2 separate regions of the Homo sapiens genome follow, and region 2 is linked to region 1. A link is a contact called in ENCODE Hi-C or POLR2A ChIA-PET data. All regions are on one chromosome and are shown on one strand. The core of a region is the stretch at or near the end of the contact, and the rest is flanking DNA. Distances in the headings are between cores, read along the strand shown.

Region 1 (3,698 bases), core at 387-2,886:
ACATCCCCTCAGGGAGGGTAGCATTGGGTCCCTTGCATTTCAAATAAAATGCAATTTTAGGAACAGGGGCTGAAGGGAGAGACACTTCCACCCACCTCAACAGGGCAATTTTTTAAAAATTTAATTTAATTAATTTATTTTTTTGAGACAGAGTCTCGCTCCATCACCCAGGCTGGAGTGCAGTGGCGCCATCATGGCTCACTGCAACCTCCATCTCCCAAGGGGTTTGAGAGATTCTCCAGCCTCAGTCTCCCAAGTAGCCGGGATTACAGGCGCGCGCTACTATCCCTGGCTAATTTTTTGTATTTTTAGTAGAGACGGGGTTTCACCATGTTGGCCAGGCTGGTCTTGAACTCCTGACCTCAGGTGATCCCCGTGCCTCGGCCTCCCAAAGTGCTAGGATTACAAGCGTGAGCCACCGCGCCCGGCCCAACAGGGCAAATTTAACTGAACTTACAGTACAACCACCCGAAGCTCTGGGAGGATGGCAGAGTGCTCTGACCTTAGACTAGTTACTTAACTTTTTAAAGCATCAGACTTCCCACCTGTAAAAACACGAGAAGAGAACCTTCCTTACAGAGCTGTGAAAGTCCAATAATACAAAGAAAATATAACATCACCTGGCACTTGGTAGAGTGTTCTACAAACGTTAGGAAGAATAAAACCAGAAATTCCCCCCAAGACCCTCTTCGGGTGAGGCCCAGGGGCCCTGGAGAGGGTGGCAGGCCCGGGGGTGTGGGGAGGACACTTTAGCCAGCTGCCCCCAATTCTCCTCCAAGCCTGGCGGCCCAGTTCCGGGCTGTGGTGTGGCTTGAGGGCCCAGGGCTCCTCACTGAGCTTGCTTAAGCAAGTTCTTTCACACACAGCCCCATATACACTTTGGCTAGAAAATTCAATGAGGAGTTTTTTCTTCCTTCTTTCTCTGTTGTTGTTGGGTTCTGATTACTTCCATCTGGCTTCAGCGGCTCGAGTGGAGTCTCTAAAACACACAACACAACAAAACAAAAACCCACCCTGCAAGCCACATGCACCAAACCTAGAAGGCTGCTTCGTTTCTCGCCAGCGTGTGCTCAGATGGCGACGAGGGCTAGCGGCGGCGGGGGACGCCTCAGGACCCCCGGCACCTGCGCTCGCTGCCCGCGGGAAGAGGGTCCGCGTGGACCCAGCCCCCGCGTCCCTTCTCTGGCGTCCCCGGCTTCCGCGCGGGCGTCCAGAGAAGCGGGCGCCCTGGGAACAGCGACCCAGGCATCTCCCCGAGGAGGGAAGTGGGAGGTGGGGAGGGCGGGGGGATTTCAGAGATTGAAAACAGAGCAGCCCTTGCCCCTCAGCTCCGGAGCTCATCTGACTTGAGTTAGCGACACCCCCAACCCCCCCCCCCACACCTAGTCGTCTAAAAAAAGTGTCGGAGATTGGCGCGTCCTTTGGTTCCTTTCTCGAACTTTCCTTGTAGGTGCGTTTTCTTTCCTTGGTGCTGGGTGGGGAGAGTCCCTGTGCTCCCCCTTTCCCCTCCCCCCGCCCCGGCGGCGTTCGGGTCCCCCTGCGTCCCCCGGCAGGGAGCGGGCGGGCTGGCTGGCGGGTTCTTGGGGCCCGGGTGTGCCCGCACCGTGCGCGCGGGGGCGCTGCGCAGTCCGGCGGCGCTGATGGATTGCAGAAGTGCCGGCGCTTGCCAGCCGAGGCAGCACGGCTCCGCGGACTTTTTTTCAAACTCCCATCAATGAGACTTCGAGGAGGAGCGGGCGGCGGCGGCGGCTGCGACTGCGAACGCGGAGGAAGGCCAGGAGCCGCAGGAGGAGCCGGAGGAAAGAGCTTGGGCCGCGCGGCGCGCCGCAGCCTCGGGGAGCCGCCTGCTCGCCGGCGGTAGGGGCTGCGCGGCGCCCGCCCGCCTCTCGGTCCCCTCTCTTGCCTGGCCCGCCCCGCCCCGGCTGGCTGGAGCCCCGGCACAAGGCAGCCAGCCGAGGGTCGCCGCGCCAGCCAAGGTGGGATGGGGGCCCACAGCCACCGCCCGGCGCCCGAGAGGCCACCTGCGTGCTAGAGGCAAACTTTTGTCTCTCTCGGTAAAGTTGCATTGGCCTTCTTTTGCTTGCTTTTCGTGACGAAGCGCCTCCCACCTCGGCCAAGCGCGGGCCGACTGGGATGCTGCGCCGTCTCGGGGGGTCCCTCGGCCGGGTACCGGCGCCTAGGCCTTGGGATCGGGGCCCTGGGCTTCGGGGGACTAGAGGCTAGTAGGCGCGACCCCGCCTGGGGCTCTGGACGAGCAGGGCGGGGACGTAAGGAGAGTCCTGGGGCTTGGAGCTCGTGGCCAGAGGTCGATGTTGCACCCTCTCCCTACCTGGGGGAGAGCACCACTCTTCTCGGGGTGCACAGCGAGCCGGCCTCCGCGCGCCGGCGGGGGTCTGTTTTTTCAGGGGGTGGAGGGTGGGATCGGAGGCTGGGATGCTCCGAAGCTGCCGTAGGTGGGCATGGGAGCGTGTCTGCGGGCGTACTGAGCGCGGAGGGGCTGCAGCCAGCCACTTGAGAACTTCGAACTCCACTTCTCCGCGCTGCGCGTCCCGGAGCCCTGCCTTTCTTTCTTCCTTCCTCAATCCTTCCTCCCCCTCGCCCGGCCCGGCCGCCCCCTCCCCCTCTGCTGGGCTCTCCTCCTCGGCCCCCCCTCTTTGCCTCTCTTCTCCTCCTCTCCTGCCCTCGGCCCTGAGATCCGCTTGACTTCCCAAAGGGATCCGCACGTAATCCTTTGCCGGGTCCTCCGGTTCCCCCTTCCACCTCACTTTCATCCCTGCCCCCCTACTCATCGTCTCTCCCCACCCCCGACAATCTCTCAACAAGTATATTTGCTGAGGAATTTGAAAAATCCACTACTGCAACTTGATCTGTATGTGATGGATGGGGAGAGGCGCGGAGAGAGTTGGGCGCCAATCCTATTAAGGGTTTAGAGAGGGGAGTCTTTTCCCCGGACGGGGCGGGGGCGGGGAGCTGGGAGGGAGCGTGTGCTTGCGTGTGTGAGTGTGAGCGCGCCCGCCGCGCTGGAGAGCTGGGAGTCCACCCAGCTCGGCGCCTTTTCAGCCCGGCGGTAACTGCTGTCATTTCCTAGGAAACCCGACTTTTACCGCGCGGGGAGCTGGGGATGGAGCCCGTGCGCCTCACCCTGGGTGATCGGTCGCTGAGGCTCTCGGGGACCTCGAGCCCCCCCGAGGGTGCCTCTTTCCACTACCTTCTCTTTTGTGTAATTGTTCTGTGGCTCCTAGAGTTGATCCCAGCTGGAAAAGTAGACCTGTCCCTACTGTCTGGTCCCGCGCCCTGGGAGTCTTGTAGGCGTCCCTCTGTCCCCCAGCCCGGGCATCCCGCTCGGTGCGCGACCTCTGGCACGGGCTTTGCAGCTCGGTGGCCGCAGCGGTGTCCCGGGCCCCCTCTCCGCCGCTCTTGCCGGGCGTGTGAAGGTTTAATCCCGACAGCTTCAGATAAAGGGAGCAGTTGTAAAACGCTCATAGGCTGTTTGCAGACGAGGCTCTGGGGGATGTAGGAGAATTTGAAAGTAAACGTTTCCCTCGCAAGCAGCATAAAATAGTGTTTAAACAAATATTGTATTGGCATGCTCAGGGGGCTCGGTGCCAAAAAGTAAAGTAAATAAACTGTGAAATCCAAAATATACAGCGGGGAAAGCGGAGGAATAGGCGGGTTTGTCACAGGCCTCCCTGATGAGA
Region 2 (3,688 bases), core at 588-3,087, 140 kb after region 1:
TGGCTGCTGCCTAGTCCTGTCCTTTCGCCACCTGCCCAGACTAGGGGTGGACACAGGGGCTGCAGGATGCATAGAATGTTAGGGTCCTGCCTACCAGAGATGAAGGTCATACTGCAAAGTGGGCATGCTGGCTGTGTGTGGTCAACACCAAGAAGTGGGCAGGCTGAGGCCCTGGCATACAGCCCTGCTCCATGGCTGGAAGAGTCCACAGGGAAGGCCACCTAGCCCAGTGATCAGGAGCACAGGCTTCTGGTGACAAGCCAGCCCAGATTGGAGTCCAGGTGTCGTCACCTGCTGGTTGTGTGATTGCGGACAAGATGCTCAACTTTGCTGTAACCTCAGTGTCTCTTCTGTAAAATGGGGCTGATAATCCATAGGTATTATTGGCGTTAAATGAGCTCTTGTGCTTGAAACACTCAGCATAGTACTAGCCCATGGTAAGGGCTCAGATATGTCACTTGTTCAATTACTATTCAGTAGGCTTCTCTGAACGTGACAGGCTAAACTCGAAACATTAATTAGTCACTTCATTTGATGGCAATAGTAATAAATGTGAGTGACAGACACGAAAGAGGCTACCCTCAGTGTACCACCCAGGGAGAGCCAGAGTTAAGATTTTGGAATATATGCTTGCAGTCTTCTGTGTTGTATATAGTGTGTGCACAATTATTCACACACACATACCTGCCTGCTTTTTACAAAATGGGATTATATTGTGCTTGCTACCTCGTAACCTTTCCACCTGAGAATGGATACTGTCATTACTGATGCCTTTCCGTTCAAGTTTTTCTGCAGTTGCAGTCTCAAACTTTTTGGTCTCAGGACCCCTTTATACCCTCAAAAATTATTGGTAGCTTCAAAGAGCTTTTGTTTTTGTAGTGTGTATTTATTGGTATTTACTGTTCTAGAAATTAAAACTGAGAAATTTAAAAGATATTTTAAACTTATTTAAACCTAATAGTAATAGACCCATTTCATGTTAATGAAAACAACCAATTTTTATGGAAAATATTTCCCAGAACAACAACAAAAATGTGAAAGATGGCATTACTTTTCAATTTGACAGACCTCTTTGCTGTCTGGCCTAGTGGAAGGATGCATTCTCCTAGCTTTTCCGCCTTGGGTCTGTTGCATAGCAGCCTCTGGACACCCACAGTGTCTATTCAAGAGAGAAGAAGAGTGAAAAACACAAATAATGTATTAGTATAGAGATAGTTTTGACTTTGCAGACCCCTTGAGGCAGTCTTGGGGATCCCCAGGGCTCTGCAGTCTACATTTTGGTCCGCTTTTGAATGCCTACAGAATGTTTTTGACCTTCCCACCTGAGGCTGGGCTGGGAACATCCCTCCAGCAACCACAGGCTCCCCGAGCCTCCTCATCTGACCGAACCTGTGTCCACAGAGCATCTGAGCTCTCCTCTCTATCATTGTGAAATGGACCGACATAAAATCTCTCTTGTTTGCAGAGTTCGTAACGACAGAGAACATTTCCATACCTTCTCACAATCATCTTTGTGGGGAGACAGCCAGGAGACTGCACCCTCTTGCCTAGAACACCCATGTTGTGGCCAGATCCCCATGTCGGGAACCTGCTCCAGGGATAATCTGCTGCCCCCAAGTCCTGGGGGTCTGGTTCCATGGGGTTTGCTCATCTTCTAGGACTTTGGTCACAGGGGAACAATCCAACTCCTGCCTCCTCCTCACCCCAGAGGCTCCCGGCTGCACACAGCTGGCCAGAGTGACGGTGTTCAACCGCCTGGTGCCTCCTTTTCAGAACCACCCCTCCCAGCCAACAGAGCCCGGTCTGTGCGGGCTCCGTGGGTCTGTGTGAGAGCCCCTGTTTGCCTTGGCTTTGGTCTGTCTTCTCAACTGGCTGGCCGGCCCTTTTCAAAAATCGGCTGGGTGTTATGAAACTTTATTTTCCAAAGAGAAAAATTTCTGGGCCTGTAGCAAGAGGGAAAAAAGTTATACTAATAATCAAAAGCACCAGTAGTCAAAGTAGGATGGTGAGGGTTTGGAGAAACACTGAAAGTTGTCACAAAACACTGCAGCTCACCCATCAGCCGCAGCCCCCGTCTGTGCGCAGAGCCCTAGCCATGCTGGCTTCTCCCTGCGTCAGCATTTGGGGAAAGACGGATGTGCCTGGAAGCGGGCCTTGCTCCTGTCTGTGTAGACAGGCCGGCGTTGAATGTCTACGGGTGGCATCTATCATCCGTGACCTGTAGCATTTGTGCTTTTTGTTTATGGTCTCTCGGCATGCATTGTTTTCTCGGGGCTGAAATATAGCACGCTAATGAGGTATCTCTCTGCTCAGGAGGACGCAGGCAGCTCAGAAAGACGCCTCGGCAGCATGCTGACTAGTTTGTCAACAGCCACTCGCTGTGGCAGCTGCTGTCCCAGCCAAGAAGAAAAGAGTAGGAAATGCTAGGAGAAGCTGCAGCTGGGGGTGGAGGGTACTCGGTGCCTGGGAACCTCAGCTCAGTTGAGTGTCTGCCCTGCAGGTGACTTGATGTTTGGCCCTGGTGCCAGTCATTTCTAGGAGGTATACGACTTGGGGGTGTCAAGCAAACTAGGTTAGGGTCCTAGCTTCCCAGACACTTTCGGCCTGAAACACTCGGCTCCTGGAGCCTGTTTCCTAACCCATAAAACGGTGAGGTGACCTCTGCCTTTGTGGGTGTCTGAGACTCGCCAGTGGCCTGTGTTCTGTGCTGGGTAAATGGCATCAGGGAGCCTGCTGGTGGTGCCTGTGCCTGGCATGGGGCTACTTTGTATGTGCAGGTGTTTTTCCTAAGCTGGGACCTGGGGACAGGCATGTGCCATGCATGTCAGCACTCAGTGTCTGAGCAGAGTTAGGCTGACTCAGTGTCTGTTGTTGGCTCTGGGTGCTAACAGGCACAGTGTGGACAAAGGAGCCTGGAAAAGTGGACCACATCTAGAGGGAAGGCCCATAAAGTGACTTTGGGCTGGCCATCATAGCCTAGGGATTCAAGCTCTGGGAACGAGAGGGACCACAGTGCTGCTCACTTGGAGGAGGGTATATGGGGAAGGAGCAAAGTCCTTTCTCCGTGGGGAAATGGCCCTTGAGGCTAGGCAGAGAAGAGGACGGTCTTGGAAGGATTTGCAAGGAGAGTTACAGTAGACACAGCCTGTCCTGCAGACCCCGCCCTGTGCCGAGTGCTAACGGCGGTGCTAACAGCTGCTGCTGTTTATGGAGCACTAGTTGCAGCCAGGCTTCTGCAGACAGTATTCCTCTTCTTCGCCTCAGGACACCCTTGCGTGTGTTATTACCTATAAATTCTGGGCGGTCAGGCACGATCTAAACCCCAGGAGGATTCTAGTGGAATTCTCTAAGCTGACTATAAAATTCACATGGAAGGCAACAAAACGCCAAAGAGCCAGGACTAAAAGATGACAGTGATGGGGGATGAGGTGGGGGGGCTGGCCTACCAGATGCTAAACCATACTATAAAGCTGTAGTGATTAAAACACAGTGTTGGGACAGAACGGAGGGGCCAGAAATAGAGACAAGTACAACTGGGGATTTCGTTCTCTTTTAACAAGGATGGCAGTTCAAATCTTAGGGAAAGAATGGACTGTTCAGTAGGCAGTGCTGAGACAATTGGTTATGGAGGGGAAAAGTTAAAGCCATGCCAAATGCTCCTTACAAAAATAAATGCAGGCCGGGTGCG

What was found. A loop is a pair of places that touch in the nucleus more often than their neighbours do. ChIA-PET counts read pairs that join two places held with the same protein, here RNA polymerase II (POLR2A). Pooled maps may share reads with other maps.
Region 2: a map of Right ventricle myocardium inferior shows a loop between it and region 1 (2.9-fold over the local background). The contact joins the enhancer-like site here to the promoter of GLI2 in region 1. A Hi-C loop is called at or near these places in 21 of 168 maps with a recorded cell type or tissue (IMR-90, PC-3, PC-9 and 16 more) and 24 of 50 pooled maps. POLR2A ChIA-PET finds 5 or more read pairs at or near these places in 3 of 52 experiments (AG04449, AG04450 and H1).

The regions. Positions count from the first base shown.
Region 1 is chr2:120,734,232-120,737,929 of GRCh38, forward strand. It overlaps GLI2 (GLI family zinc finger 2), which reads left to right and starts at 1,637. Exons shown (of 14, transcript NM_001374353.1): 1 at 1,637-2,054. LOC124906073 (a long non-coding RNA gene) reads left to right here. Exons shown (of 3, transcript XR_007087219.1): 3 at 1-619. LOC124907881 (a long non-coding RNA gene) reads right to left here and starts at 3,430. Exons shown (of 2, transcript XR_007087221.1): 1 at 2,330-3,430. RefSeq lists enhancers at 266-913, 1,553-1,722, 2,841-3,341, 3,342-3,698.
Region 2 is chr2:120,872,383-120,876,070 of GRCh38, forward strand. The region is part of intron 2 of GLI2 (GLI family zinc finger 2); the gene reads left to right. Among named protein-coding and RNA genes, the nearest start is that of GLI2, 140 kb to the left of the region's middle. RefSeq lists an enhancer at 1-382. Within about 2 kb of position 1,838, at least 2 of the 41 ENCODE cell types and tissues checked have a DNase peak (open chromatin) inside an H3K27ac peak, as active enhancers do; they include ascending aorta and heart left ventricle, where a contact is called at or near this core.